2 separate regions of the Homo sapiens genome follow, and region 1 is linked to region 2. A link is an interaction called in ENCODE POLR2A ChIA-PET data of the cell type or tissue named here. Cell type or tissue: B cell. All regions are shown on one strand. Links, peaks and the distances in the headings refer to the core of each region. The heading gives the core; the rest is flanking DNA.

Evidence for each region. ChIA-PET counts read pairs that join two places held together with the same protein. Peaks named below come from ENCODE experiments on the same cell type or tissue, not always from the same donor. Only the 100,000 strongest peaks of a DNase experiment are listed, where the experiment ranks them.
Region 1: POLR2A ChIA-PET joins it to region 2 with 10 read pairs; 2 of 35 experiments call an interaction of 5 or more read pairs at or near these places.

Annotation. Positions count from the first base shown.
Region 1 is chr12:119,678,101-119,693,841 of GRCh38, reverse strand. It overlaps CIT (citron rho-interacting serine/threonine kinase), which reads left to right. Exons shown (of 48, transcript NM_001206999.2): 47 at 3,388-3,691; 48 at 5,587-8,051. The coding sequence ends at 5,610. LOC124903033 (a long non-coding RNA gene) reads left to right here and starts at 8,356. Exons shown (of 2, transcript XR_007063485.1): 1 at 8,356-8,520. PRKAB1 (protein kinase AMP-activated non-catalytic subunit beta 1) reads right to left here. Exons shown (of 7, transcript NM_006253.5): 6 at 13,841-13,909; 7 at 12,223-13,594. The coding sequence ends at 13,517. RefSeq lists enhancers at 5,222-6,092, 11,481-11,610, 11,781-11,840, 13,436-14,635, 15,439-15,741. In B cell, for the core only: no CTCF peak of the experiment used is centred there; no DNase peak of the experiment used is centred there.
Region 2 is chr12:120,136,275-120,152,015 of GRCh38, reverse strand. GCN1 (GCN1 activator of EIF2AK4) reads left to right here. Exons shown (of 58, transcript NM_006836.2): 34 at 625-871; 35 at 1,973-2,094; 36 at 2,296-2,410; 37 at 3,670-3,849; 38 at 4,744-4,964; 39 at 6,686-6,754; 40 at 6,955-7,093; 41 at 7,181-7,377; 42 at 7,568-7,710; 43 at 9,075-9,192; 44 at 9,294-9,509; 45 at 10,993-11,157; 46 at 13,160-13,321; 47 at 13,601-13,693; 4 more. Among named protein-coding and RNA genes, the nearest start is that of MIR4498, 11 kb to the left of the region's middle. In B cell, for the core only: no CTCF peak of the experiment used is centred there; no DNase peak of the experiment used is centred there.

The DNA of each region.
Region 1 (15,741 bases), core at 4,758-9,757, 460 kb after region 2:
TTACAAAATACCAAGATCTTGGGCAAGACTGTCCTAATGAATAATCTCTCTTTTGTTGATGTATAGGAGTTAATTAATCTGAAATGTTTGGTTAGTGTGGTTTTAACCTGAGGAACTTGCTGAAAAACCAGAAGTGCCAATAATTAAATGCTCCTAACTCTTGGCTTGGCCCTGCTTCAAGAGTGACTGCTCAGTGCACCACAGTCCTCCCCTGAAAATGTCTAGATCTTTTTTAAGTAGTTCCCAAGTCATGCCAGAAACACATTGAAATATTGTAATTAGATTTTTTTCCTCCGTTGCCTCACTGGATAGGTGGCCAGGCACCTTGCTTTTGAGATTATATAGTCTCTCAAAGGAGTTGCTTACTGTGCGATCAAAACAGTTCCAGTTCCTGAGAACGAGGGGCAGAAAAGTGTTTGCTTTCCTGTGGCATGTCTGGAAAATCAGTAGTTGGTTATCTCTTGGCTTATAGAATGATCTTTTGGTCGCTGACTTCTTTGGGCAGTTGAGAATGTAGAAGGTTGGCTTTCTGGGTCTGATTCACTGCAGGCTTCGTTGCCCTGGTCTGTTTAGCAGAGCAGGAAACGTAACTCCTTGCCAAAAAACCATAAAATTGATGTGGTAGATTATGGGTCATTAATGGATAAGGAGATGGAAGACTGCCCACTTGGCTTGGAATGACGGGTGTGTTCCTTCCTCCCGTTAATCTCAGCTGACGTCCTGAATGGCCTTCCCTTGAGCAATCCTTCTTCCCCTGGCCAGTGAGCACCCTCTCATTTGTTTTATGATAGTTTCTTGTGGACACATCTTATCATTTCTTTTCCATTACAAGTAGGCTTAATGTAGTTCTCCTACTCGGAATTTATTTTTTTGTTTGTCTTCCAGATTTCAAAGCCATATGGCTAGAGATGAATATAAACCTTGATTTCAAGATGTTGAAATCTGAGTTATCTTAAATCTTACTGCTGCAGAGACAGGGGTTCTGGCCTTCTGAGCATTCGTTGTCTGAATCTCCAAACGTTACAGTTGCATGGGAAAGCAAGAGCATGGCATGAAACTATTCACTATGAACTGAGCCCTTATGAAATTATCTCTGCACACCAACTTCTCTGTTATATTGTAGAGGAGGAATTGGCAAACTTTTTCTGCACAGGTTTAGATGGTAAATATTTTCGGCTTTGTGAGCCATATGGTCTCTGTCTCAGCTGCTCAACCCTGTTGTGGTCATGCGGAAGCAGCTGTAAGACAATGCATAACCAGATGGGCATGGCTTCATTCCAATAAAACTGTATTTATAAAAACAAGCATCTTCCGGATTTGGCCCTCAAGCCTGTTCTAGAGTCTCTCCTTCCACAATAAACACTGTCTTTGCTGTCGCTTCTCAATTATGGACGTTGACAGAAGAGGTTCTGATACAGTTAGACCAATAATTGAAGAAAGAAATGAACAAGTTGATAAAATTATAGCCTCTTCCAATGAGAAGGATTTAAATATCAAGGATTAAGATAGTCCTTTGGGAAAACACTTTTCTTGTTTTAATTTTTAGTTTTAGTTTTTTAGAAGCGGGGTCTTGCCATATTGCCCGGGCTGGTCTTGAACTCCTGGGCTCAAGCAATTCTCCTTCCTTAGCCTTCCTAATAGCTAGGACTACAGGCATGCATCACTGTGCCCGGCTTTTTCAAATATTTTTGAAGAGCCTTCTTTAGGATCCACTGCAAAAGTCCAATGTGTCCAACGTTGGTGTCAGAGCATGTTAGCAGCAATTTTGTTGAGACAATTAGCACAAAACAAATCATTCTGTGATTCATGCTTGGTTCATTTTTGGAATCAGCATGTAATTGCATTGTAATTTAAATACTAAAAATATCTAGCATAAAATAAGTTTATATTCCAAGATAAAGCCTCAATCAAACAAAATATGTTTTCAAGTAATATTCACTGTAATTTTTTTCCTCCATTTTAAGTAGGGCCTTTTCCAAGCACAAATTATGCTGAGATAATAGGGACCCTAGTACTTTTAGAGCTGATCAAGGGTGGGAAAGAATTGACTCAGAAGGCCACATTTCAGTTCTCTCTGTGTTTGTAGGTCTTACTACATCTTCAGAGAGGGAGTTTGGCCCCTGGGTCTGCTGAAATCTTCATTTGAAATATCCAGGCCAGGAGTGGGTGGAGGATTGGGTTGGGTTGTACAAAAAGGCCGCAGTGTTTTCAACTGCTTGGTTACTAATTATCAACCTTTGAGGCCTGGGACGTTTTCTGAGCCCGCTTTACTTTGTCTGCCCTGCTCAGTTTCCTGACTCTATCAGGCCTGATCCCTACACCTCTCGGTCGTCTTATTGTCATGACTGAGAACCATCCACCTTCTGAGCATCTGCATTTGCATCAGGTGTCAGAGACTCTTGGAAAGCCACATGGGGGCAGAGGTGACCAAACACGAGGCCCAGGAGTGGGACAGACATGGCAGTTAACAGTGATCAGTACAGGGTTTCTCCAAACTGCTTCCTTGCACTGAGGGCCTTTGTGGGTCCCTGACTTCTGGGTCTTAGTAGGCTGACCTCCTAGTTGATGACTTCCTTCTGTGCCTTCTAGGCTCTGGGAAATAGTAGGTCAGTAGGATATTATATGGGGCTTATGACATCAAACTGGTCTTTTTTTTTTTTTTTTTTTTTTGAGACGGAGTCTTGCTCTGTCACTTAGGCTGGAGTGCAGTGGTCCGATCTTGGCTCACTGCAACCTCCGCCTCCCCAGTTCAAGCAATTCTCCTGCCTCAGCCTCCTGAGTAGCTGGGACTACAGGCACACGCCAACACGCCCGGCTAATTTTTGTATTTTTAGTAGAGACGGGGTTTCACCATGTTGGCCAGGCTGGCCTCGATCTCCTGACCTCGTGATCTACCTGCCTCGGCCTCCCAAAGTGCTGGGATTACAGGTGTGCGCCACTGCGCCTGGCCTATCAAACTGGTCTTTATTGGAATCCCAGCTCTACCACTCATTAGCTCAGGCAAGTCACCTAACTCCTGTCTGTCCCCATTTTCTTGCCTGTACAGTGAGGGTCATGCTTGTTCATAGCTCAGGAGCTGCTGTGATGATTTAATGAGATAATGAGAGATGGCAGATGAAGAACTTAGCACAGGCCTGGCACACAGTAGGTGCTCAGTAAATGAAAGCCTGCACTGAGGAAGGTGGGTTGTCTTTTGTTGCCATCTTTGCTCTCTTCCCTGTCTTTGCTACCAAAATCAAATGCAGGCAAAGTCCAAAGAACTCCAGGTCTAATCTCTTGATAATCAGTGGTGAGGCTGGGTCAAGGAGGGGGTTGCTCAGGTAAGAAGGAAAATGCCCCTCTGGGGTTGTGGCCTCGCAGCTCCCTACGTTCCTCTTGTGTCGCCAGCAGCCCCAACAAGCGAGGCCCACCCACGTACAACGAGCACATCACCAAGCGCGTGGCCTCCAGCCCAGCGCCGCCCGAAGGCCCCAGCCACCCGCGAGAGCCAAGCACACCCCACCGCTACCGCGAGGGGCGGACCGAGCTGCGCAGGGACAAGTCTCCTGGCCGCCCCCTGGAGCGAGAGAAGTCCCCCGGCCGGATGCTCAGCACGCGGAGAGAGCGGTCCCCCGGGAGGCTGTTTGAAGACAGCAGCAGGGGCCGGCTGCCTGCGGGAGCCGTGAGGACCCCGCTGTCCCAGGTGAACAAGGTGAGGCAGCATTCCGAGGCCTGTGTGTCTGTTGCGGAGGCCAGGAGTGACTTGGGGAACTGAGGCCCCCACGGGGCCACTGTTGTTTAAAAAAGGAACTCCATGACTGTAATTCAGACTTTGCGAGACACAGGAATTTAGGAAGAAAATGTACCTTAAGAAATAGCTTCCTGGCCGGGCGTGGTGGCTCACGCCTGCAATCCCAGCACTTTGGGAGGCCGAGGCGGGTGGATCACGAGGTCAGGAAATCGAGACCATCCTGGCTAATGTGGTGAAACCCCGTCTCTACGAAAAAAATACAAAAAATTAGCCGGGTGTGGTGGCTGGTGCCTGTAGTCCCAGCTACTTGGGAGGCTGAGGCGGGAGAATGGCGTGAACCCGGAGGGCGGAGCTTGCAGTGAGCCGAGATCGCGCCACTGCACTCCAGCCTGGGTGACAGAGCGAGACTCTGTCTTAAAAAAAAAAAAAAAAAAAAAAAAAAAAAGAGCTTCCTAAGCAAATGGATAACGTGTGTGTAATTGAAAAGGAAAATATGTATGCATGTAACTCAAAATATAATAGCTACCAAAAAATGTTTTCCCTTCTCCAGAGGCAAGTGGTAGCAGTTTCTAGAGATATTCTGTGCGTACCAGCAAATATATATGTGTGCTCTCCTTTTGAAACCCAAATGATAGCATCCTATATGAAATGTTGCATGCTTTTTTCAAACATAGATATAGATTCACACACATACACACATATGCTTTTCTTTTTTTTTTTTTCTTTTGAGAGACAGCGTCTTGCTCTGTTACCCCAGGCTGGAGTGCAGTGGCGTGATTATAGCTCACGGCAGCCTCAAACTCCTGGGCTCAAGTGATCCTCTCACTTCAGCCTCCTGAGTAGCTGGGAATATGGGCTGTAGCTACCATGTCTGGCTAACTTTTTCCCCCACTTTTTGTTTGTTTGTTTGTTTGTTTGTTTTGTTTTGTTTTAGAGACAGGGTCTTACTATGTTGCCCAGGCTGGAGTGCAGTGGTGTGATCATAGCTCACCACGGCCTTGAACTTCTGGGCTCAAGTGATCCTCCAGCCTCAGCCTCCTGAATAGCTGCGACTACAGGCTCAAGCCACCATCTGTCTGATTCCCACCCCCACCCCCGGCCCTTTTTATTTTTTTTAGAGACATAATGTCGCTATGTTGCCCAGGCTGGTCTTGAACTCCTGGGCTCAAGCAATCCTCCCACCTTGGCCTCCCAAAATGCTGGGATTACAGGCGTGAGTCACCACGCTCAGCCCACACATGTGTATATATAAATTGTTTTTCTGGAAGGCTACACAGAAAGTGTTCACAGTGGTTGCCTTCCAGAAGAACTTTGAACTTTTGGAAATGTTTAAATCATGTGCATGAATGATCTGTGTAATTTTAGGTTTGCGATCGAGGAGAGGGATGGGTGTGGAAGACCAGGGGCTCCCCCAGGCAGGGCATGGCTCAAGTGCTTGGTGCCTCCTTAGCAGGCTAAGCAGGTCAAGGAGCCACCTTTCTGCCATTTGGGGCTGATTTTCTGGGTGGCATTCTCCTTCTGATGCCACCTGCAGTTCACCTGCTGGTAAAGAAAGAAGGAAACACCATCCATATGGCTTCTTATCCCTCCCAATTGACCGATGAAACTGTGTATGTGCATGTGTGTGTATCACATGCTTACAGCATCGCAGGTACACACACGGCTTTGGGATTTTCCAGTGAGTTTCACTCCCTGGCTTCCCCAGGCTCTGGAGCGGGTGCTGCCCTGCCAAGCACTCACTGCTAGCTGCTGAAGGGGATAGCCCAGGGGCTGCAGATTCCCATTTGCATCATGCAAGGTGAGCACAGCAACTTCTGGCCTCGGATGGCTAACACTCCTCCTTATTTCACTCCTAGGTCTGGGACCAGTCTTCAGTATAAATCTCAGCCAGAAAAACCAACTCCTCATCTTGATCTGCAGGAAAACACCAAACACACTATGGAACTCTGCTGATGGGGACCCAAGCGCCCACGTGCTCAGCCACCCTCTGGCTCAGCGGGGCCCAGACCCACCTCGGCACGGACACCCCTGTCTCCAGGAGGGGCAGGTGGCTGAGGCTCTTCGGAGCTGTCAGCGCCCGGTGCCTGCCCTGGGCACCTCCCTGCAGTCATCTCTTTGCACTTTGTTACTCTTTCAAAGCATTCACAAACTTTTGTACCTAGCTCTAGCCTGTACCAGTTAGTTCATCAAAGGAAACCAACCGGGATGCTAACTACAACATGGTTAGAATCCTAATTAGCTACTTTAAGATCCTAGGATTGGTTGGTTTTTCTTTTTTTTTTCTCTTTGTTTCTTTCCTTTTTTTTTTTTTTTTTTTAAGACAACAGAATTCTTAATAGATTTGAATAGCGACGTATTTCCTGTTGTAGTCATTTTTAGCTCGACCACATCATCAGGTCTTTGCCACCGAGGCATAGTGTAGAACAGTCCCGGTCAGTTGGCCAACCTCCCGCAGCCAAGTAGGTTCATCCTTGTTCCTGTTCATTCTCATAGATGGCCCTGCTTTCCCCAGGGTGACATCGTAGCCAAATGTTTACTGTTTTCATTGCCTTTTATGGCCTTGACGACTTCCCCTCCCACCAGCTGAGAATGTATGGAGGTCATCGGGGCCTCAGCTCGGAGGCAGTGACTTGGGGCCAAGGGACCTCGAGACGCTTTCCTTCCCCACCCCCCAGCGTCATCTCCCCAGCCTGCTGTTCCCGCTTTCCATATAGCTTTGGCCAGGAAAGCATGCAATAGACTTGCTCGGAGCCCAGCACTCCTGGGTCTCGGGGTCGGGGAGGGGACGGGGGCACCCACTTCCTTGTCTGTGACGGCGTGTTGTTCCCCACTCTGGGATGGGGAAGAGGCCCGTCGGGAGTTCTGCATGGCAGTTCACTGCATGTGCTGCCCCCTTGGGTTGCTCTGCCAATGTATTAATACCATCCCATAGCTCCTGCCAAATCGAGACCCTCTGACGACTTGCCGACTAACTGGCCACCACAAGCTGCAGTCTGTAGCACTGAACAAACAAAAAACAAAACGCTCAAGCCTTACGACCAGAGAAGGATTTCAGCAAACCACCACCTCCCACTCAGTGTCCCCTCCAAACTTCACACTTCCCTGCCTGCAGAGGATGACTCTGTTCACACCCAATCCAGCGCGGTTCTACCCCACGAAACTGTGACTTTCCAAATGAGCCTTTCCCTAGGGCTAGACCTAAGACCAGGAAGTTTGAGAAAGCAGCCGCAGCTCAACTCTTCCAGCTCCGCCAGGGTTGGGAAGTCCTTAGGTGCAGTGCGGCTCCCACTGGGTCTGCGGACCCTCCTATTAGAGTACGAAATTCCTGGCAACTGGTACAGAACCAACCTAGAGGCTTTGCAGTTGGCAAGCTAACTCGCGGCCTTATTTCTGCCTTTAATCTCCCACAAGGCATCTGTTGCTTTGGGTCCTCCACGACTCTTAGGCCCGCCTCAACAACCCAGGCACCTCCTAGGTAGGCTCAAAGGTAGACCCGTTTCCACCGCAGCAGGTGAACATGACCGTGTTTTCAACTGTGTCCACAGTTCAGATCCCTTTCCAGATTGCAACCTGGCCTGCATCCCAGCTCCTTCCTGCTCGTGTCTTAACCTAAGTGCTTTCTTGTTTGAAACGCCTACAAACCTCCATGTGGTAGCTCCTTTGGCAAATGTCCTGCTGTGGCGTTTTATGTGTTGCTTGGAGTCTGTGGGGTCGTACTCCCTCCCCTCCCGTCCCCAGGGCAGATTTGATTGAATGTTTGCTGAAGTTTTGTCTCTTGGTCCACAGTATTTGGAAAGGTCACTGAAAATGGGTCTTTCAGTCTTGGCATTTCATTTAGGATCTCCATGAGAAATGGGCTTCTTGAGCCCTGAAAATGTATATTGTGTGTCTCATCTGTGAACTGCTTTCTGCTATATAGAACTAGCTCAAAAGACTGTACATATTTACAAGAAACTTTATATTCGTAAAAAAAAAAAGAGGAAATTGAATTGGTTTCTACTTTTTTATTGTAAAAGGTGCATTTTTCAACACTTACTTTTGGTTTCAATGGTGGTAGTTGTGGACAGCCATCTTCACTGGAGGGTGGGGAGCTCCGTGTGACCACCAAGATGCCAGCAGGATATACCGTAACACGAAATTGCTGTCAAAAGCTTATTAGCATCAATCAAGATTCTAGGTCTCCAAAAGTACAGGCTTTTTCTTCATTACCTTTTTTATTCAGAACGAGGAAGAGAACACAAGGAATGATTCAAGATCCACCTTGAGAGGAATGAACTTTGTTGTTGAACAATTAGTGAAATAAAGCAATGATCTAAACTAATGTGTGCTTTAGTGCAATGACCTCTTCTTTTTTTGAGAGACTGTGAAAGAAAAACTATCACCAGCGTGTCAGTGTAGGTGTATTATCATGGATGGGACCTTCTTTACGTTGTGGGGAGGGTTTTCCTCTGGAGTGGGATAGAGGAAGCCACGTGGTGGTTAGGGCACACTGCTATCCTGGAATTAAGCGATTGGTGACATTCTCTGCCAAGAGTTTGACTGTGGAAATTTGGTCAATACTTCCAGTGAACCATGAACTGGCTATTAAGGTCATTTTATAGGACTGCAGAGCTGGAAAGCTCTTCAAGCAGTCACACAGGACATTTGGAAAGGATTACTGAAGAATGGATTACCCAGTTCTATAATCAGCTAACCAGGAACAGGTCAGCTCAAGATATCTTTCATCTATTAAAAGGCCAACTACAATTTAATAATGTAGATTTCTTTGTAGAGAAGAATTCAAATCAAAGGTAATTAAAAATGAAAATACTTCCATTTTTAAGTAGAGGAACTTTTACAGTCTGCAAGATAAATTTTTTCTCATTCTTTAGTTTGTTAGTATAAACTTGCTCGATCCAGACAAACGGGTTTTGGCAAATGGTGATGTTTTTGTTTTCATGGTTCCTGTGGGTTGTAGTCTTTGAATTTTTATTTTCTAATGAAGTCGTCTGACCACGGTCAAAATTGGACTCGCAGAGTCGTATCTGTCTTTGTTGCTTGTGATGGGAACCACAGATGCAATTCTGTTCTTTTCGATGTTACTGTTGGGCATGAAAATCTGCCACAAGGTCGTAGTTGTAAGAATGAAAATAATTCAGAAGATGAAGTGGTGAAATGTGAACCTTTCTTTCCTTGTAGCATTAGAAAAACATCTGTTAAATATCAACCAAGCATTTCAGTGATTGTCTAGAGGATTGTGGGAGGTCACAGAAAACTTCCAAAGCTAAGTCAACATAGTTTGGTTTCAAAAGGAAGTGCCAAGGAAGAGTGTTTGAACCCTAAGGAATAGCCCGAAAGAAACAACCAACCAATTCCACAGCCACACCGTAAAATGAGGCCTAACTCTTCATGCTGGCCACTCCTGTTTCATAAGCACAAAATTAGATGTCATGTTTTCTGCGCTTACAACTTAATTGTCACCGGACTAAAGAGGTTGATTGCATAGCAAATTCCATAACCATGGAACTTTAGGATTTGGAGGGTTAGGCCAAAAGAGAATTTGCTTAATAGGACTGTCTTCAGAATTGGACCTCTTGAATGTGATTTGCTATAGAAAGCATTCGTGGGGGCCAGCTCAGATTCCATTCTCAGAATACAGTGGTTACACTGGCTTGTTCCACTGGTTCTAAGCCATGGGGAGATTTTGCTTCCCTCCTCCCAGAGGACATTTGACAATGTCTGGAGACATTTTTGGTTGTCACAACTCGGGAGTACTACTGGTATCCAATGGGTGGAGGTCAGAGATGCTGCTCAACATCCTACAAGGCAAAGGACAGCCCCCCACTGTAAAGCATTATCTGGCCCAAAGCCTCAATAGTGCCAAGGTTGAGAAACCGTGGTCTGTTCTAGTTTTAGTCCCATGTCTTCCTTGGCAATTTAAATACTGCTAATGATGTCTAAAGCATGTAGACCGTGGCTCTAGGCCTACAGTGTTAAATGAGAAAAATAGTTTCTTATTTGCCCACTCAAATGCTGAAGCTGTTTCCTGAAGCTGGGGAGGGTGGGGGTAGTGGAAATAGAGTCCAGTGTTGATCACTTTGTTTTCCCTTGAGTCTGTTAATGATGAACGGAACTCTATTTGCCCTAGAGAGATTGTTAGAGGTAGATGAAAGAACCTTGAAAATGACTTTATTACTCTGCATAAGTCAGGCTGTCTTTCAGAGAGCCACAAAAAAGGAAACAAAAAATCGACCAAGGGTATACACATCTTGGCCTGTTCTCACTGGCCACTGAGTATTTCAGATGGGATGGGTGAATTCTTTTAGGGGGAGGTAGCAGTAAGAGCTGGCATCCTCATCTGGGGAAAGGCTCTTTAGTTGTATGAAAGACAAGACGACAATGTAGTTGTGGGAGCCCACCCTGAGGGCAGAGCCTGGTGGCTCGTTCTAGAGCCAGTGGCTGGGGTCCCAGAGACGGGGCTCCGGCTGCTGCTCCAGCTTTTGGGATCTTCTCCAAATGTCTGACTCACTATAGTGACGATGACTCTTAGGAGGATCCTGTGGATGTTTTTACAATTAATAGGGATGACTGGGGTTTTAGAAGAAATGTATACGTATCTACAACTTCCATGTTTTCTCCTGAAGACAATTATAGTTGGCATACCAGGGCAGAAGGCTCTAGTTTGTTTCTCCACTAATTTGCTGGCCAAGATGAGTGCTGAAGCTTTTATTCCTCAGAAACTTTATGATTTGATGAGTGGTCCATGTCTTGGGTCTTCATCAATTCATTCAAACCATTTGTAAACATTGGTGGATGTCTTAGCCCATTTAGTGCTGCTTTAACAAAATACCTGAGAATGGGTAATTTATAAAGAACAAAAATTCATTCTCTCACAGTTCTGGAGGCTGGGAAGTCCAAGATTAAGGCATGGGCAGGTTTGCTTGTCTAGTGAGGGCTACTCTCTGCTTCCCAGATGGCGCCTTGTGCTTGGGTCCTCTGCAGGGGAGAAAAGCTGTGTGTCCTCACATGGCAGAAGGTGCCAGGGCACATGAGCTGAATGCTGCCTGAAGCCTCTTTGATAAGAACCTCAATTTCATTCATGAGAGGAGGGGCTCTCATGACCTAATCTCTTCTTAAAGGCCCTACCTCTTAATACTATCACATTGGGGACATTTGAATTTTGAAGGTGACACAATAGCAGAGGAGGATCAGATATGGGAAGTAAATGCTTGAAAGTGAAACTGTGCTCATACAAAAGGAACTGAATTAAAATGAAATTTTGTTCTTTCCTAGACTGGCTCGTTCAGTCTCTGACCTCAGCCACAGATCGTATCATGATGTTCCAGGTTTTTTCTCTCAGTCTTTTAGGAGCCTTGGAGATTTCCTAATTGAGCTAGCTGAGGTGCAGGCACAATTTTCTTGTCTGGCCTTTTGACTTCCTGTTTGTGGCCTTAGCCCTGCAATACTGATTTACATTTTAGTAATTTTTTAGGCTTTAATTTGGCTCTATAAATTCATCTGTATATCAGCTTCTAGAGGGAAAAATGTATCTTCATTGAAAAGCAATTTGAGTTAAGCTTTAACTAAGTCCTCACCCATAAAGGAAATGCTAATGAAGAAAGGATTACTTGGTCATAGGACACGATTTGACATATGGCTTTGCCCCTGTGATTTGGGCAAAACAAGGTCTCCTTTTCCACCTTTGTAAAATCACCATTAACCTTTAGCTTCTTGGGTATGGAGGCTTTCACTTGGTGGGCAGGCTTTCCGACTATAATGTGCTTTTTAAAGAAAATGAAATCCTTTGAATACGCACAGAGATGTGTTGTCTCTGACCATGTCCTCTTGTTTTGTGTCTCCTCCATCATCTCAGCAGTGACCTCACCTGGAAGTCCCCTGTGGCCCCAGGGCTTGGAGAACTCATGGGGTGACTGGCTCCAGTAAACCAGTCTTATTTTACATAGCATTTTCAGCTTGGGTTTTCTGCACCAGTGGGTAGAGCTCATTAGCATGCTTTTCTGCTAAATTTAAAATGTTTCCTGATACCTGAGAAGGCTTAAAGGAACACCCATAACCTTCCACCTTTTTGGAGGAGGGACACGGCCTCTTTTAGTGGATGAAAACAGCTCTGACTCCACAACGTCCTGCTCTCTCACACGCCAGGGTCACGATCCCAGGCTGTCCCACCGGGCTTGTTTAGGAGCAAAAGGAAACAAACCCTCTGGCCTGGGGACACCAACAACTGGCCGAAGCCAGGAGCCTCTGCTGTTACCCCTCTTCAGCTTCCCCTTGTGACTTGAGCTGTTCAGAGGGGCTCAGTTTTAGGGGTCCCTTAAGGTTCCAAACTGTGTGAATGGGTGTGAGTCACAGGACTGGTTCTCAGGCCTGGGCAGCTGGAGTAGCCCTGTCCGCTCAGAGCCACAAGAACGGTACTGAAACGCAACTCTCGAAGAGTTCCAGTCTCTTCTCCAAGGGACTGAATAAAATCAGAGCTCCTCCAGGCACATGTCCAATTATTTTTACAAAGTTTTATTGAAACTTGTCCATCAAGGTGACAGTAATTCACTGTTTTGAAAAGTCACAAAAAAGGGTACCCCCAAACTCAGGTATACCAAGTAAATACTGGAACCCAGGGAGCTCACTCCTCCCTCTCCCACCAGGAGCAAAGGGCATAACGGGAGCTTCCGCTGACTCACAGCAACCTGGGCTAGTGGGTACATCTGTGGCGACTCCCGGGAAACTGAGCTGCGTATAAAGAAGTCTGCTTTGGTCCAAAGGACATCTTCCTGACCCAGACTCAGAAGGCTGCTGTCAAGTTCTACATTCCTTTCAGAATAAGCAACAGCAACTGCTGCAGTCTTGCTAACTAGGGGCAGAGGTCCTGAGCAAGGTGCCACGGGACCTTGTAAAATCACGCTGTGTGATTTTATAGGGAAGAGGGCAGAGTGCCTCTCAAGTTTTCACGGTTAACACTGTCACCTATTATGACTGGAATAAAAAGCTGGACAACCTGCCAGCTAACTGGTCAGTCCTGAGGATCATCCAGCTGAATGGAGAAATCCGGCAGCAGGTTGAAAAGTCTGTTCTGAGAACAGATTATTGCTGAGCAGAGTTCATGTGACTTCTAGACGTGGTGACTTAAAAAATGGCCTTAAGGCTGCAGAGCCAGCCACCTCTGCTTACAAAAAGAGTACTTAGTGCACATGACTGTAAGAAACAATTGTAAAACCTCATCTAGAAATCAGAAAGCTTCTAATTTCTATAGAAATGACACCTCCCTGGAGCCGAGAGACAATCTGTTGTTGATTTTGAAGGACAGGCAAGACCAACACTGTATTTAGTTCCATAGCCAGGCCTCAACAGGGACAAGTGGCTGGCCTTAAAAACACACAGATGACTGGAAATGATGTGTGGCCTCAGTCCCTGTTTCCCAGAATTTTACTGGCAAAGGAGTTAGCATTCATTTTTGGCTTAAGAAAAATCGAGAATGTAGGTTTAGAACTGCACCCAGCCTCATGCACCGCGGGGCCAGGGCTGCAGATCCTCTGCCACCCCTCCCTCTTTTCTTGGACTTGATGAGTCCCCGAGGCTCAAAGCCATGGGGGTGCTAGGAGGACTGTCACAGACCGAGGCGCTGCAGGAGCTGCTCTGCCTGGACAAACCTTCAAGCAGGACCAGGGCAGGTATGAAATGTCTTCTGAAGAGTGTGAAATGAGCAATGTACAGTCCATTCCCTCTTGGGGAAAGCATGCACGTGTGGAGCCTGGTGGTGTGCTGTCTCCTGGGCCACCATCCGCCCCCAGCTCTTCATATGGGCTTGTATAACAAGGTGGTGACGTACTTCTTCTTGTACCGGTGGGTTGCGCTGAGCACCATCACTCCATCCTAAGGAACAAGGTGGAAATGATCAAAGGCTGGACTAAGGGGCTCAAGCCTCAGAGGACATGAGAATCATTAAGGGCTTCATAAAACCACAAATTCCCGGGCCAGCTTCAGAACCTGAGCCTGATGGCCTGTGCCAGACCCTGGAAGCTGCCCTTTAAGTCAGTCCCGCCAGGTCATTCCACTGCTGGGGGTCCTCAGAGCACACACTGGGCAACACAGCTCTCATGGGGACAGACATGTCATTACCTTGATAGACAGCGCGTATAGGTGGTTCAGCATGACGTGATTGGGCTCAGGAAGCAAAGCTGGATCACACTGTGAGGGAACAAAGGCAGCGGTGAGCATTTGGGATTTGGAAACCAAGATTCTCCCCTTTACTTCCCAGTGCCAGATATCAAAGGACAGGAGGCAGCGCTCAGGCCGACCTCTCTTCCCAAATCAGGCAGCGCAAGGGCTTGTCCAAGACGACAGGTGAGATGAAGGTCACGCCTTCTGACCTGAAGGGAGCTCCCTGCATGCCTGCTGGAGGCATCGGTGTGTGTCTCTGGCCAGGCATTTACCCCGGCCTCTTTCAAGTGTGGGCCACGGCCCTGTCCTCTTATGGAGGGTGGGGCAGGAAGAAAGCAGCTATTAACAGCACTTTCAGAGAACACAGGAAGAGACCATCTGCACTAAACGCTCCTGAGCAATGGATTCAAAACTTGTATCTGTAAGACTCAATGAACCTGAAGAATGAAACGGATACCTGGGCAAGACACCACTACTCTGGAAAATCTGCCACCGGGCTGGCACTCAGAGCTGCCCGCCGCACCTTCCTATGTTTTAAGAGAAGCCAGAAATCGGGATTTATTTTTTCATTGTATACCCCCAACTGTTATAAATGCAATTCAAATGGAAAAAAGTGTAGAACAACTGCTGTAGGCTTAGGATCCCAGAGGCTGGGCCAATCATTGTGTCAACAAATACTCAGCAAGCTCCCGCTGGGAGGCCATTCAGGGTGGCTGCTGAGAGCACCAACTACCAAGGATCTGGCACCAGCCAAGCCTGATGTGACTGCTGGCTCAGCCAGTTGCTGTGTGAGCCTAAGAGGGGTTTTTAAAAAATTAATCAATTTCAAAGATTGACAGATAAAATTATGTATATTTACCATGTACAATATGTTGTTTTGAAATATGGACACATTGTGGAATGGCTAAATCAAGCTCATCAACACACGCAGAACATGCTTACCATGTTTTTGTGGTGAGAACACTTAAAAGCTACTTTTAGTGCACTGCTGATGGGCATGTAAATTAGTACAACCATTATGGAAAATGGCATGAAGGTTCCTAAAAAGTTATAACTAAAATTACCACATGGTCTAGCAATCCCACTACAGGGTAGATACTCCAAGGAAATGAAATCAGCATGTCGAGATATCTGTACTCCCACGTTCACTGCAGCTCTATTCATAATAGCCAAGACGTGGAATCAACGTAGGTGTCCACAATGGATGAATGGATAAAGAAATGAGGTACTGATACACAATGCAGTGCTGCTGAGCCTTACAAAAGGAATCTTGTCATCTGTGACAGCATGGATAAACCTGGAGGACATTAAGTGAAATGAGCCAGGCACAGAAAGACAAATCCCATGTGATGTCACTTATGTGGAATCCAAGAAAGTCGAACTCACAGAAGTAGAGAGTAGAGTGGTGGTTGCCAGCGGCTAGGAGTGGTGGGGGTAGGGAGATGCTGGTCAAAGAATACAACATTTCAGTTAGACAGGAGGAATACGTTCAAGAGATCCACTGTACAACACGGTGACTATTAGTAACAATGTATTCTTGAAAATCTCTAAGACAGTAGATTTTAAGTGTTCTCCCTACTGCTCTGTGCCTCAGTTTCCCCATCCCTAAAATGGGGGTAATAATTGCACCTACTTCACATGGTTGTTGTGAGGCTTGAATAAGAATACACGAAAAGCACTTAAGATTAGTTTGGGGCAAAATAAATGTTAACCCTTTAGTAGTGACAACTGTAACCACAGTTTACATTAGAGCTTAGTGCTACCTTGGACAGAGGGGTCCTGACATTCTCATATTCCCAGCCCCCTGGGCCACTCTCAGCTTGTCTATTCCCAGCAGCAGTCTCCATCAGAGAAGATGG
Region 2 (15,741 bases), core at 4,205-9,204:
TACCAAAAAAATGCACAGTTGAAAACCAGTTTCCAAAATTGTGGTCAAATATGGTGTCAGAAAGCCTAAGCAGCAAAAGAGTCGCACCTGGGCACCTGCCAGCATGGCCTCGGGGTTGCTGCTCCCAAGCTGGGCTTAGTGAGCTGCGGCTGGGAGGCAGGATTGAGTGTCTTTTGGTTCCACTCAATTTGTGCCTGGTCCTATAAGGCCCTGCCCAATTTCTCTGTGATTTTGACAAGTTTGGAAACAGAGACACGGGCTGTTTTTATGGAGGCAAAGCAGCACACTTCTCTGGAAGCTTTCTTTCTGAGTGGATTTAGTCTTTAGAGTCCCTTCCTTGGTCCCCTGCCCCACTGCCCAGGCCTAGGTTTTCCATTTAGACCAGAAATGGCACCATATGGGCCAAAGCTTTTGTCGTCAGCAGATTGTAGTGTGCACCCTCAGAGGTATACAACACTGTGTATACCTGTTTGCTTCTCTGGTGCCCTGTGACATCCGCAGGCAGTGGCTGAGATGGGGCTTGGGACATCTAGTGGTGGGTGCTGTGTAGAATGGTCAGACCCCCCACCAACCATGAAACGGCTGCAGCGGAGCCACAGCATTGACAGGTGGGCCCTTCCCCAGGTCCAGGAGTCCGTAGCCAGCTGCTTGCCACCCCTTGTGCCAGCCATCAAGGAGGATGCTGGAGGGATGATCCAGAGGCTTATGCAGCAGCTGCTGGAGTCAGACAAGTACGCAGAGCGCAAAGGGGCCGCCTATGGCCTGGCGGGCCTGGTGAAGGGCCTGGGCATCCTCTCGCTGAAGCAACAGGAGATGATGGCGGCACTGACTGATGCCATCCAAGATAAGAAGAACTTCCGCCGGCGAGAGGGTGAGCATCTCTGAGCTTGGGGCTGCCCAGCATGGGAAGTTGGTCCCCAGGTTGCCAGAGGAAGGAATCTGACCGTGGCGCCCCAGGTGGAGGCCGTTGCTTGTGCGTGTACTACAGAGGGCCCCGCTGTGTGCGACCCAGTCCAGCTGCGTCCTTGCTGCTTTCCTTGGACTTGCAAATTTTTTTTTCTTTTCTGTTTTTTTTTTTTGAGACGGAGTCTCGCTCTGTCGCCCAGGCTAGAGTGCAGTGGCGTGATCTTGGCTCACTGCAAGCTCAGCCTCCTGGGTTCATGCCATTCTCCTGCCTTAGCCTCCCAAGTAGCTGGGACCACAGGCGCCCGCCACCACGCCCGGCTAATTTTTTGTATTTTTAGTAGAGGCGGGGTTTCACCGTGTTAGCCAGGATGGTCTCGATCTCCTGACCTCGTGATCTGTCCGCCTCAGCCTCCCAAAGTGCTGGGATTACAGGCATGAACCACCGCGCCCGGCCACAAATTTCTAACTCAGCAACACCCTTAGCTGAGAGAGGTTTGGCTTTTCTTTCTTTCTTTCTTTCTTTTTTTTTTGAGATGGAGTCCCACTCTGTCTCCAGGCACAATCTCGGCTCACTGCAATCTTCACCTCCTGGGTTCAAGCAATTCTCCTACCTCAGCCACCCTAGTAGCTGGGGTTACAGGTGCCCACCACCATACCCAGCTAATTTTTGTATTTTTAGTAGAGACAGGGTTTCACCATGTTGGCCAAGATGGTCTCTATTTCCTGACCTCGTGATCTGCCTGCCTCAGCCTCCCAAAGTGTTGGGATTATGGGTGTGAGCCACCGCGCCCGGCCAAGGTTTGGCTTTTTTAACTGTTAGTGCCAAGAAGTGAAGGTGGCTCCCCTGTGCTGTCCTCCCTTTCGCTCAGCCACATTCCTTTGCTGGGGCTTCTTGAGCTGAGGCAGAGGGTGCTGCCTCCTCATGGGGCATCTACTAGTTCCACAGCTGTTTCTGAGTGTTTCCAGAGGGGTGGGAGGTGGCAGGGAGGTTGCTGTCCCTTCTGTTCTCTGTGGCTACCCCCAGGGGACATTCTCTTCCCAGCCGTCCCACCTTCTTTTCCCCTAGGAGCCCTCTTTGCCTTCGAGATGCTCTGCACCATGCTGGGGAAACTTTTTGAGCCGTATGTGGTTCACGTGCTGCCCCATCTGCTCCTGTGCTTTGGGGATGGAAACCAGTATGTGCGTGAGGTAAGTCCCCGGACTGCTCGGGAGAACAGCATGGAAACTTTATGAGATGTGTTCCCAGCTGTGTCTGCAGGCCTTGGCACAGGGTCTGACATAATAGAACCCCAGTAAGCGTTGGTTATAGGAGGAACGCTAGGACTGGTGTCAGGCCTTGCCCCTTGCTTGGGTGAGGAGGCCCCTGAATGTGTTTTCTCCCCCCTTGAGGCTGCAGATGACTGTGCCAAGGCTGTGATGAGCAACTTGAGTGCTCACGGGGTGAAGCTGGTGCTCCCCTCCTTACTGGCTGCCCTGGAGGAGGAATCGTGGCGGACCAAAGCTGGTAAGACCACTCGCTCTGCCTCTCTTCCCAGCTTCCTGTTATGAAAACCAGCCTCAGCAAGGATCCTGGGTAGCCACAGCTCTTGTCCTGTGAGCTCCCCAGACCAGGGATAGGGTTAAGACTCTGCCTTTTTAAAAATTTGAGATGGAGTCTTGCTCTATCACCCAGGCTGGTCTTTACCTTTGGGGCTCAAACCATTCTCACAGGAGCATGCCACTACACCTGGCTAATTTTTGTATTTTTTTTTGTAATGATGGAGTCTCGCTATGTTGCCCAGACTGGCCTTGAATTCCTGGGTTCAAGTGACCCTCCTGCCTTGGCCTCCCAAAGCACTGGGATTGCAGGTGTGAGTCACCACGCCTGGCCAGCTCTCCCTCTGGCAGTTGGATCTTTCTATAGTTTATGTGCTTTCATGCCAAGAAACAGGTCTCTGACAAGAGCCACAACCCTAAGTCAGGATATCCTAAAGCTCTAAAGCTCCTCTTTGGCTTTAAAGTTTTCCCCCCCCAGGAAAGCTCTTTTTGAAAATAACCTTAGGCAGGAGAATCTCTTGAGGGCAGGAATTTAGACCAGCCTGGGCAATATAGCAAGACCCTACCTCTACCAAAAAAAAAAAAAATAGGCCAAGTGTGGTGGTGCATGCCTGTAGTCCCAGCTACTCAGGAGGCTGAAGTGGAAGGATCACTTGAGCCCTGGAGTTTGGGGCTGCAGCGAGCTATAATCTTGCCACCACACTCCAACCTGGGCAGCAGCGTGAGACCCTGTCTCAAAAATAAATAAATAAAATGTCTGGCACCCTAATAAGCAAACAGATAAAAGTAGAGCTGCTCTAGTTGGGGGAGGATCACCATCTAAGGCCCTCCCACTCAACCTCCTTCTCAGTCCTTCAGGCTTCACCCTGTAGTTTGAAACAACACAAATCTAAATCAGTTTCCTCATTTGTGGATGAAGAAACAGTTCAGAGAAATTCAGTGAATTGGCCTTGGATCTCACTGTAAGGATTAAACCAGGTCTTACCTATCCTGGTCTCTTTCTCCCATACTGCCCTGCCTCTCACCTGGGATCCCACTGTTCAGCAGGCCACAAGAGCTTTTTCGACCCCTCTGCTAGAGCCAGCCCCCTCTCCCCTCCTCCCAGTGACTGCTTGAGCACCGTCTGCAGGGGCCAGGGTAGATGTCCCTTGCTCATGTAGCCAGCACAGGTGAGTTGCTGGCCTTTGCTCAGTGATTCAGTACTGGGCTTGTGTCTGCTATCCACAGGGTCAGTGGAGCTTCTTGGGGCAATGGCGTACTGTGCTCCTAAGCAGCTGTCATCCTGTCTACCCAACATTGTGCCCAAGCTTACGGAGGTGCTGACCGACTCCCATGTCAAAGTCCAGAAGGCTGGACAGCAGGCGCTCAGGCAGATCGGCTCCGTTATCAGGAACCCGGAGATCCTGGGTAGGCCTTTCCCGTGAGGGTGCTTGCCCTGACCTCCCACCAACGCCGCAGCCTTTGGACACTGCAGGGAACTTGCACCCATTCAGCTAAGATCTTTGCCTCCGAGGACAAATATGTTCACAGTGAAATAGGGACACTGAGTCATTGGCTCAGGAGCAGTTTGACTCCAAGAGATCCCTGTGCACTAAGCTGAGCATGAGGTCAACAGAACTGAATGACATTATCTGGACCACATCAGCACCATTCAAAATGTTAGGACCTGTGAAAACTTGCTATTCCATCTCATTCCAGGAGGCCTTTGATAGAGGGGAGGGTTAAGGAAGGGTTAGGATTAACCTGACTACTCTGGATGTGGTTCTTTCTCAAGTACTGGGAAGAGGTCGATCGCTAGGAACAAAACCCAGCCAGCCACCTTGACCAGCATGTCACTTGTTAAATTCTAAGCTTCAGCTGCCAGTGCCCAGTCAGTACTTCAGTCTGGAAAGTGGAATAACCTCAAAATACATAAAACAAAATTTATAAAGCTATAGGGAAAAGTTAACAAATACATTATATCATAGTGGGAGATTTCAACACACTTCTCCATTACCGATAGGCAAACCAGAAATTTACTAAGGATACATGCTTTTCAAAAATTTTATTTCTGTGGCTCATGCCTGTAATCCAGCGCTTTGGGAGGCTGAGGCGGGCGGATCACCTGAGGTCAGGAGTTGGAGTGAAACAAGGATTGCTCTTTGTGGGTTTCCTGTCTTCCCCAGCTGGTGACTTGTGGGGTTTCAGGGAGGAGGTGTGCCAGACTCCCTTCTCTTCTGATCCATTCTAGTTCTGGGGGCCCAGGGGCCTTGCAGCTGCATAGATGTATATCATCCAGCTCTCTTCTCTTTGGATGTGCAGCCATTGCTCCAGTCCTCCTGGATGCCCTGACGGATCCCTCCAGGAAGACCCAGAAGTGCTTGCAGACCCTGCTGGACACCAAGTTTGTCCACTTCATTGATGCCCCATCCCTGGCCCTCATCATGCCCATTGTCCAGAGAGCCTTCCAGGACCGTTCCACGGACACGCGGAAGATGGCAGCCCAGATTATTGGCAACATGTACTCCCTGACAGACCAGAAGGTAGCGGCCCAGCTGAGGCTAGTGTGGGATAGACCAGAAGATGTTTGAGTGCAGAGTCAGAGGTGCAGAGTCCCCACATTAGACATGGAAAGTTATGGACGTTAGTCCCTAATTATTTTTATGGGGAGAAATGAGCCATTTTGTGGTGGAAATCCGGGCTCTCTGGGCATCTTAGCGCAGTGGTTCAAGTCCTTCTTAGTTCTCAGCTGAGGCCCAGAAAGGCCTGTCTTCTCTTTTGACCTCTCAAGAGTGTTGAAGTGCTTGCCACTTTGACTACTTGCTCTTGACAAGAATACTCCTGTATTGTTGTCAGGAGAGCCTGGTTTGGGAGATTTTGTTTGTTTGTTTGTTTGCTCCCAAGAGCTTGCATGTGTGATCTCACTGTCTGCCTTAGGAGCTCACATGTGTGGTCTCACTGTCTGCCATAGCTCTGCTTTGCTTACTGAGGCTATGGGCAAAAAAAATATATAAAAGTTATATTAATCCTAGAAAATTTGGGAAATTAAAAAACCAGAAAAACAGACCAGGCTTGGTGGCTAATGCTTGTAATCCCAGGACTTTGGGATGCTGAAATGGGAGGATAGCTTGAGCCCAGGAGGTTGAGGATACAGTGAGCCGTGATAATACCGCCGTGATAATACCACCGCACTCCAGCCTGGGGTGACAGAGCAAGACCCTGTCTTAAAAAGTAAATTAATTAATTAAAAAAATTAGAAAACCAAAATATTTTATCTACAGTTCCCCACCACGAAAATAATTACTGTTAATTTTTTTTTTTTTTTTTTTGAGATGGAGTCTTGCTCTGTTGCCAGGCTGGAGTGCACTGAATCAGTCTCGGCTCACTGCAACCTCTGCCGCCTGGGTTCAAGCGATTCTCCTGCCTCAGCCTCCCGAGTAGCTGGGATTACAGCCGCCCACCACCATGCCTGGCTAATTTTTGTATTTTTAGTAGAGACAGGGTGAAACCATGTTGGCCAGGCTGGTCTCGAACTCCTGACCTCAGGTGATCCACCCGCCTCGACTTCCCAAAGTGCTGGAATTATAGGCGTGAACCACCGTGCCCGGCCAATTACTGTTAATTTTTAAAATTACATTTAAAAATGGCATTCCTAAACTTAAAACTTATTCCCAAGTTATAACAAGTTATTCACAAAACTGATTTTTAATAGTTACATAATATCTCAACAAGTTTATATACCATAACTTATATAATTCTATCATTGGTCATATAGTGTCCAAGGTTTTTGGCTATTTTAAGTGATGCTGCAGTGAACATAAGGCATTTTCTGTATTTAAAATTATTCCCTAAAGCTGAATGCTCTATCAAAAGACATAAACATTTTGAGATGAAGAAAGGGAAGATGTTAATAAAATTCTGAAAGGAAATTACCAGAAGTAATTTGCTAAAGATTCCAGAGTCTGGACAGGCCTTGGTCCTAAGAGAAGGGTGGGAGGTGCAAGAGCATTGAACTCCTGTTTGTTGAGGATGGGCCTGGGGTCCCTTGTAGGAGTCCCTGAGCAATTGCAGAGGGCCTTGAAGGAACCAGTCGGAGAGGGGACTTACTTGCCCTCCCTGTTCCGTGGGCAGTGAGGTTTGCATGCTAGGTGCCCCTGCCAAGCACTCCTTGCCAGCAGAATGGGGAGGTCAGGGTCCACAGTGGAACAGGCCTGGAGAAAGCAGGAGTCGGGCCTCACCTGAGCCGCCTCCTGTGTTGTTGCAGGACTTGGCTCCGTACCTGCCCAGCGTGACGCCTGGCCTGAAAGCATCGCTTTTGGACCCTGTGCCTGAGGTGAGTCTGAGGTAGGCTGGGGGATGGGCCAGGCCCCTCATCCAGTCCCCATAAATGGATTCCTGAGAATTCCCCAAAGCTGCTTTTGTGTCTGTTGGGTAAAGAGAAAGAGGCCCTCGGTGCCCCTTCCTGCTCCCATGTGGCTACCTTGTTTTGAGCCTCATCTTCTCACACCATCTCTGCTCTCGGTTACCTGACAGGTGCGGACCGTATCTGCAAAGGCCCTTGGGGCCATGGTGAAGGGCATGGGGGAGTCGTGCTTTGAGGACTTGCTGCCGTGGCTGATGGAGACACTGACCTATGAGCAGAGCTCTGTGGATCGCTCAGGCGCTGCACAGGGTAAGGCCAGAGCAGGTCCAGTGGCCAGCCTGGGAATGCTCTAAGGGGCCCTCAGATCCAGTGGACTCATTCTGTCCTTTGTTGCAGGGTTGGCTGAGGTCATGGCCGGTTTGGGGGTGGAGAAGTTGGAGAAGTTGATGCCAGAAATCGTGGCTACAGCCAGCAAAGTGGACATTGCACCCCATGTCCGAGATGGCTACATTATGATGTTTAACTACCTGCCCATCACCTTTGGAGACAAGTTTACTCCTTATGTGGGGCCCATCATCCCCTGTATCCTCAAAGTAGGTACCATGACCTTGGCAAGGGTAGAGTCCTTGAGGAGGGCAGGAGGCAAGTGCTCACCTGGAGAGCTAGAGATCCCTGCTGGCTGGGGTTGGTTGGCAGAGCCCTCAGCCTTCAGTGAGCCCCATGTTTTTTGGGCTGGGGGCCTGGGGGTGGCAGCTCTGGCTGACCCACCCTCTGTGTGCCCAGGCTCTTGCTGATGAGAATGAGTTTGTGCGTGACACCGCCCTGCGCGCGGGCCAGCGGGTTATCTCCATGTACGCTGAGACAGCCATCGCCCTGCTGCTGCCCCAGCTAGAGCAAGGCCTCTTTGATGACCTTTGGAGAATCAGGTGAGAACTTGGGCAGAAAGACCCAGTGGGGATGATGCGTGGTGGCTCATGCCTATAATCCGAGCACTCTGGAAAGCCGAGGCAGGAGGATTGCTTAAACCCAGGAGTTTACGATGAGCCCTGGCAACATAGTGAGACCCTGTCTCTATAAAAAATAAAAAATTAGCTGGGAATGGTGGTGCACACCTGTAATCCCAGCTACACAGGAGGCTGAGGCGGAAGGATCACTTGAGCCCCAGAGGTAGAGGTTGCAGTGAGCCGAGATTGTGCCACTGCACTCCAACCTGGGCAACAGAGCAAGACGCTGTCTTAGGAGAAAAAAAAAGATCCAAAGGGTTGAACTTTGCATTTTGATAACTCCAGTTGAGAAATGAAGAGCAGAATGTTGCCAAGAACTCTCTCAACTTTTTCCAGACCCTTGCTTTTAACCATTTTGTAACTTTTCCAGTTTCCTGTAGCAATGTCTTTATTCTGATTCTTTTTTAAAAAGTCCTCTCTATACAGGCTTCCAATTTGTATTCAGATTTTAAGTGTCAAGTACTCTTTAATCTAAAAATTTTACTTATGGGAATATATTTCAAGGATGTAGGGAATGGTCAAGTGCTTAAAGCTGTTAGACATAAGGATGTTTGTTGCAGTATTGCTTACCATTTGAAAAATTGGAGGTTGATTTAAAAATATAGCACATTCATACAGTGGTCTTTTTTTTTTTTTTTTCCTTTTTGAGACGGAGTCTCGCTCTGTCACCCAGGCTGGAGTGCAGTGGCATGATCTCGGCTCACCGCAACCTCTGCCTCCCGGGTTCAAGCAATTCTCCTGCCTCAGCCTTCCGAGTAGCTGGGATTACAGGCACCTGCCAGCACGCCTGGCTAATTTTGTATTTTTAGTAGAGGCGTGGTTTCTCCATGTTGGTCAGGCTGGTCTCGAACCCCCGACCTCAGGTGATCCGCCTGCCTTGGCCTCCCAAAGTGCTGAGATTACAGGCGTGAGCCACCACACCTGGCCTGAAATAGTTTATCCTTTAAGGCCTCTCCTGGTTCCTCCACTTCTGATGATCAGTCTTCCTACTTGCCTGTTAATGCTTCCCCTTTTGTACTCACTTTATTTTTTATAACTTTTGTTATAGAAATTTTTACATGTTTTTAAAAAGTTTTTTTCCCTCAACATTAATGTATGTTCATTAGTAGAAAACTTGGAAAATATGTGGGCGAGTGTAAAGAAATGTAAACCACCTGACTCTTCCCATTCCAAGATGACCGTCATGAGTATTTTGGGTGCACTTCTTTCCATCTTCTGTGCAGTGCTCAGTTGTGCCGAGCCCACTCCTTGCAGCTGTGTGACTGTGTTGTTGGCCTCCTTCTCAGGTTCAGCTCTGTTCAGCTCCTTGGGGATCTCCTGTTTCACATCTCAGGAGTCACTGGGAAGATGACCACAGAAACTGCCTCTGAGGATGATAACTTTGGAACTGCCCAGTCCAACAAGGTGCCTGCAGTGGCTTTCCTGCCCCTGCTGATGGTAGGGTGTGCCCTGATGCCCATGCCATAGAGGCTTCACTACTCTCTGTCCCCTTCTACTGGCTGCAGGCGATCATCACTGCCCTGGGGGTAGAGCGGCGGAACCGGGTGTTGGCAGGGCTGTACATGGGCCGCTCAGACACCCAGCTGGTGGTGCGGCAGGCGTCCCTGCATGTCTGGAAGATTGTTGTCTCCAATACCCCCCGCACCTTGCGTGAGATCCTACCCACTCTCTTTGGGCTCCTGCTGGGTTTCCTGGCCAGCACGTGTGCAGATAAGAGAACGGTGAGTTTCCTGGGCCTTGTTTTGGACCAGCAGCCCCAGTGCCTCCTTTCAGAGCCTAGAAGGCTGGGTCTGCAGAGCCTGGGAAAGTACCCATCCACCCTGCCTAACAGAGGGACATTGTGTTCTTTACTTAGTCATTCTGCAAATATTTTTTGATTAATTTTATTTTATTTATTTTTTTGAGGTGGAGTCTTGCTCTGTCGCCCAGGCTGAAGTGCAGTGGCGTGATCTCAGCTCACTGCAAGCTCCGCCTCCTAGGTTCATGCCATTCTCCTGCCTCAGCCTCCCGAGTAGCTGGGACTACAGGCATCCACCACCACACCTGGCCATTTTTTTATATTTTTAGTAGAGACGGGGTTTCAGCACGTTAGCCAGGACGGTCTCGATCTCCTGACCTCGTGATGCGCCCGTCTCGGCCTCCCAAAGTGCTGGGATTACAGGCTTGAGCCACCACGCCTGGCCTCTGCAAATATTTATTAGCATCTCCTGTGCACTAAGCAGGGGCCTAGCACCTGGGGACACAATGGAGAAGAAAGGCAGCTTCATTCCTTATCCTCATGAGAGGTAGTCTAGTCGAGGAGATGGATATTAATCAAATAACCACACAAAGAGATGTAAAATGCGACTGTGGCCAGTGCTGCATGGCACTGCAAATGCTTATAATAGCTGCATTTGACCTGCTGGGGAGGGATGGGCCTGTGTTAGTGAACACTTCTCAGAAGAAATGATGCTGGAAGATGAAAGATAAGTAAGCACTAACCAGGTGAGGAGGTGGCGAAAGACCATTCCAGACAGAGGGAATAAATAATGTTTCAGATACAAAGACAGGATATGCAGAGGTCCCGTGGTGGGCAGGAACATAGCACCAGTAGGGGCTGAGCAAGGCCAGTGTGGCTGGAGTGAGGAGGCAGGGAGGAGCAGTGCGGCATGAGATCAGGCTGGCGCGCTGGCAGGGGCAGACAGATCAGTGGGCCTGGAGGAGGTGCCCAGATGGGCTGGTGATCATTTCTGCCCATCTCCTTTGGTCTACTTCCAACCCCCCATCCTTGGCAAGCAAATTGTGTATTTGGCTCTAAAGAAGGGTTTGCATGAGGTCTCAGAAAGTAGATGTTTTTTTTTCCTTAAAGCTTTGTTCCAGATTCGGCTCCTGCTCAGCCATAGCACAGTGTTAAGGCTTCAGTCATCCAGGGAAATTGGCCCTTGACTGTGCAGCAGATGATGAATTTTTTGTACATGTGTAAGGTGCTGCTGGCTCTTAATGTTAGGTTGTGTAGGTGTGTGTGAAACAGATAATTTTTTGGTAGTGTTTTGCAAGCACTACAGAGAGTATTTGGGGGCTCTTTAGGGGTAAGAGCATTTGGGGAAGTTAAGTCAGTGATTCAGATAAAGCCTGGGAGGTTTCAGGGCCCTCATTCTGGAGTCCTCCTCTGGGTGCCCTGGGCTTTGCAGGGACTTTACTTCCTGGATTGGTCTCTGTTGACAGATTGCAGCGAGAACATTGGGAGATCTTGTGCGGAAGTTAGGGGAGAAAATCCTCCCCGAGATCATCCCCATCCTTGAGGAAGGCCTGAGGTCTCAGAAGAGCGATGAGAGGCAGGGTGTGTGCATTGGCCTAAGTGAGATCATGAAGTCCACCAGCCGGGATGCCGTGAGTATCTTCCAAGGATCCCGCCAGCTGTGCACTGCAGACGACCTGACTCAGAGGGCGGGGGAGGGCTACTGAAGGAGGTTCACCTCTAGGGGGTTTGTGCTGCCCTCAGGGATGAGCCAGTCTCACTCTGGGGAGGTGCTGGCTGGGCCACATGGACTTGAGGCTCCGTCTTCTCAGCTTTCCTGTCAGTTTTGCAGGCTAAGAGCTAAGTGATTTGGATGCCTCCTTGAGTGGCCTTTGGAAACTGGAGATGATCGCTCTCTTACAACTGTGGAGGTTGCTCAGGATCAGTCTCTTTTGTGATGCTATATAAGTCCAGTTAAAATGTGTGCACCTCCTTCTGGGAAAGGGGATGGACAGCTGTGTGAGTGGGTAGGGCAGGAGGGTGCGGGAGGGGGTGTGCACTCACCCTTAGCAGGAGGGGAGCAGGTAAGAGTTGTGGTGCCAGGTGGGAGGAAGCATATTGCGTCTGGCAACAATACTGTTTCCATAGCAGCAACGTTCAAGGGGTGTGAAGTCCATTACTCTTACTTGGTTCCTGAGTTAAATGATCCTGGAGACCACCCTGGGGAGTAGGTTAGGAGTGCTTTTAGGCACTGCCTTCGTGTTTGGATGAAAACGCCAAAGCAATTAAGTGGATGGCCCGCTAGAAATGTAAGCAAGTGGCCAGTTGCTTGGCTTGGGCATCCTTGTCTGAATTCCTAGGATACCAGATCCCTCTTCTCCTATATTGATGTTTGTCTTACGTTTGGTTTTTAAAATTTACATTTGGCAAGGAATCAAAAGAAATTCTGTCATCAGAAAGAGTTGTGATTCATTGGAGAGGTAGAGTTCCACAGAGGCTGAGTTCTTGTCTGCAAAGTCCCCACAGTCCAATGGCAAGGCCCACATGCCAACCAGTCATTAGAATGCAGAGTGGGCTTTGCTGTGCTGGGATCGTTACTGAGGGAGCAGAGCCATTATTGGCTCCATTGTAGACCCAAAGACTTCATAGAGCACAAAGTCTGGATTGAGACTTGAAGAAGGACTTGGAGTTTTCCAAGAGAATAAGCAAAAGAAAGAGTCCAGGGAGAGAGGGGGCCAGATGCCATGGGAAGGAGTTTGCAGTTCTTAGAGAAGATGGGAGGTATATTGAGAATTCACCTAAAAGATTCAAGCTGTTGATTATTAAGTCTCAGTGAAGGATACATGGGGGTGCATCACATCCTCTCTGCTTTTTTTTTTTATTGAGACGGGGTCTTACTCTGTCACCCAGGCTGGAGTGCAGTGGTGCGATCATAGCTCATTGTAACCTTGACCTTCTGGGCTCAAGTGATCCTCTCGCTATGGCCTCCTGAGTAGCTGGGGACTATAGGTGTGCACCACCACACGTAGCTAATTTTTGCATTTTTAGTAGAGGTGAGGTCTCACTATGTTGCCCAGGCTGGTCTCAAACTCCTGGCCTCAAGTGATTCTCTTGCCTCCACCTCCCAAAGTGTTGGGATTACAGGCGTGAGCCACTGTGCGCGGCCCCTCTCTACTTTTTAATTTTTTTAAAATTTTTAGTTTAAGACAATCTCACTCTGCTGCCCAGGCAGGAGTACAGGGGCACCATCTCTTTTGGCTACAGCCTCTGCTTCCTGGGTTCAAGCGATTCTTGTGCCTCAGCCTCCTGTGTAGCTGGGATTACAGGTGTGCACCACCACACCCAGCTAATTTTTGTATTTTTAGTAGAGATAGGGTTTTGCCATGTTGACCAGGCTGGTCTCGAACTCCTGGCCTCAAGTCATCCGCCCACCTTGGCCTCCCAAAGTGCTGGGATTACAGGTGTGAGCCACCGTGCCCGGCCCCTTCTCTCCTTTTTTTTATTTCACAGTAAAGAGTTAAGTTAAAAGACAAGTCAGGCAAAGAGAGTTAGGGTGGCCTAGCTGGGTCAGAGTCCCCTGCCTGTGCTTCTTGTCTGCTTCTGCTCCTTCTTTGCCTTTCCTGCATCTGGTACAGTTGTAGCTTGCCATTGCAGGTGCTGTATTTCTCTGAATCCCTCGTGCCCACGGCAAGGAAGGCTTTGTGTGACCCACTGGAGGAGGTCAGAGAGGCGGCAGCCAAGACTTTCGAGCAGCTGCATTCCACCATCGGCCACCAGGCTCTGGAGGACATTCTCCCATTTTTACTAAAGCAGCTGGTGAGTGGATCTACCACACACCTACCTACCAGTTTGGCTTTTGCCGTCTTTGTAGATGGAAAATACAGGGCGATTATTCTGCCAAGGCAGTCGCAATGTGGGCCCTCCAGAGGGAGTGGGTATAGCAAGATCAGACTTGGCTTTGTGCTTCGCCTTCGGCAGTGAGGAAATGTGGGTGCAACAGGAGGGAGGGAAACAAGTGGAGAAGGAAGTTGGCGGTGGCTGGTTGAGACAGCAGAGATGCAGATTCCTCAGGGTTGTCCCCAACACCCTCTGCAGGATGACGAGGAGGTGTCAGAGTTTGCCTTGGATGGTCTGAAGCAAGTCATGGCTATTAAGAGTCGTGTGGTGCTGCCCTACCTTGTGCCCAAGGTAAATCCCAACATGTGGTCAACACCCTCTGGCTCCAGGGCATTGACATTTCCAGGGCCTGCAGTGAAGACCAGTTCTGAACGTAGATGTTGGAGGGCTGGGGGAGGAGGGTGCAGTGCAAGCATTACATCCTTCCCCTGTTGTCTTCCAAGATATGCTGGAGTAGATGCTTGGCTCTGAGCAGTGGGCTTGGGCTCTCTTGCCCACCCGTCTGTTCCCAGAGCCTAGCGCAGCACCTGGCACAGTATTCACTGAGTTAATGTTTGTCATTCCACCAGCTGACAACGCCACCTGTCAACACCCGGGTGCTGGCTTTCCTTTCGTCAGTGGCTGGTGATGCCCTCACCCGTCATCTTGGCGTGATCCTCCCAGCGGTCATGCTGGCCCTGAAGGAAAAGCTTGGGACCCCAGATGAGCAGCTGGTAAGGGGCGAGCCTGCTCCTGCTTTCTCATGTCCCGTCTGCCCGGAGGATCCCTGCTCAGCACACATGTCCCTTGTGGTTTGCAGGAGATGGCCAATTGTCAGGCTGTGATCCTCTCCGTAGAGGATGACACAGGGCACCGGATCATCATCGAGGATCTGCTGGAGGCCACCCGCAGCCCTGAGGTGGGCATGAGGCAAGCTGCTGCCATCATCCTCAACATCTACTGTTCCCGCTCAAAGGCTGACTACACCAGCCACCTGCGGAGCCTGGTCTCGGGCCTGATCCGCCTCTTCAATGACTCCAGCCCTGTGGTTCTGGAGGAGAGCTGGGATGCCCTAAATGCCATCACTAAGGTGAGGGGACTGCTGACCCCACAGCCAACTTTTGCTTTTAGAAAATTCCAGACATTTACAGGAATAGACTTATAAGAATCCCCCACGTACCTGTCACTCAGCTTCGGCGTTTACCCACTCGTGGCAAGTCTTGTTTATACTCCCGCCCACGCTTTCCCCATATATTCTTTGGAAGCAGTCTTGAGAGGGCTGTACATCCTCTCGCTTTTTCCTGGATTCCTGCAGAAGCTGGATGCTGGCAACCAGTTGGCACTCATTGAAGAGCTGCACAAGGAAATCCGGCTCATAGGGAACGAGAGCAAAGGCGAGCATGTGCCAGGATTCTGCCTCCCGAAGAAGGTAAGCCAGGGCCTCGTGCAGGGGGCTGTGGGCGTGCAGTCTGTTGTGCCCTTCTGGCCCTTACCCCTGTCCCAGGTCTGCGGTAGGGGCTGCTGGAGCAGTAGCCGTGGTGGTTGGTGTTCAGCACCTTCGCAGACAGCATGTTTTCTTCCATGGCAGTCAGATGGGGACAGGGTTCATGCTGCCTTTGGTTTAAGCTCTGCAGGTCACCTTGGCCAGAGTGAGTGGGCCACAGGGTAACAGCAGTGCATGTTCTCTCTGTGTGATAGGCCTGTTGGGGCCCTTGTCGTCTTTTCTCTGCCAAGACCGTTCCATAGCCAGCCCTCTCAGGCTGTGATCCTGAGATTCAGCCCAAATCAATATCTCCCATGGAGTTGAGGGGAGGACAGCTGTCAGGACCACTTTGCTTGCATGGGAGACACCAGGGCCCAGGGTGTTTGAGATTTGACTCTCAGTTGTGGTTCTCTTGTCAGGGAGTGACCTCCATCCTTCCAGTGTTGCGGGAAGGAGTCCTGACTGGCAGCCCTGAGCAGAAGGAGGAGGCAGCCAAAGCCTTAGGCTTGGTAATCCGCCTGACCTCGGCTGACGCCCTGAGGCCCTCCGTGGTCAGCATCACTGGCCCTCTGATCCGCATCCTGGGGGACAGGTTCAGCTGGAATGTGAAGGCGGCTCTGCTCGAGACACTCAGCCTCTTGTTGGCTAAGGTGAGTGGCTGATGAGTTTGTTCAGATCTTAGAGAACAGGTCTGTCTGCAGGAGCCTGATACAAGGTGTCATGTAGCAGCAGGGCAACAGATTTATTGTGGAGAGCCGCATAGCAGAGGGAGGTAAGACCTTGGACTTCAGACATGCTACACCATGGGTCAATTCCAAGTCGTCCTTACTAGCTCTGTGACCAGGATGACCTTGGGAAAGCCATATAACCTAAGCCT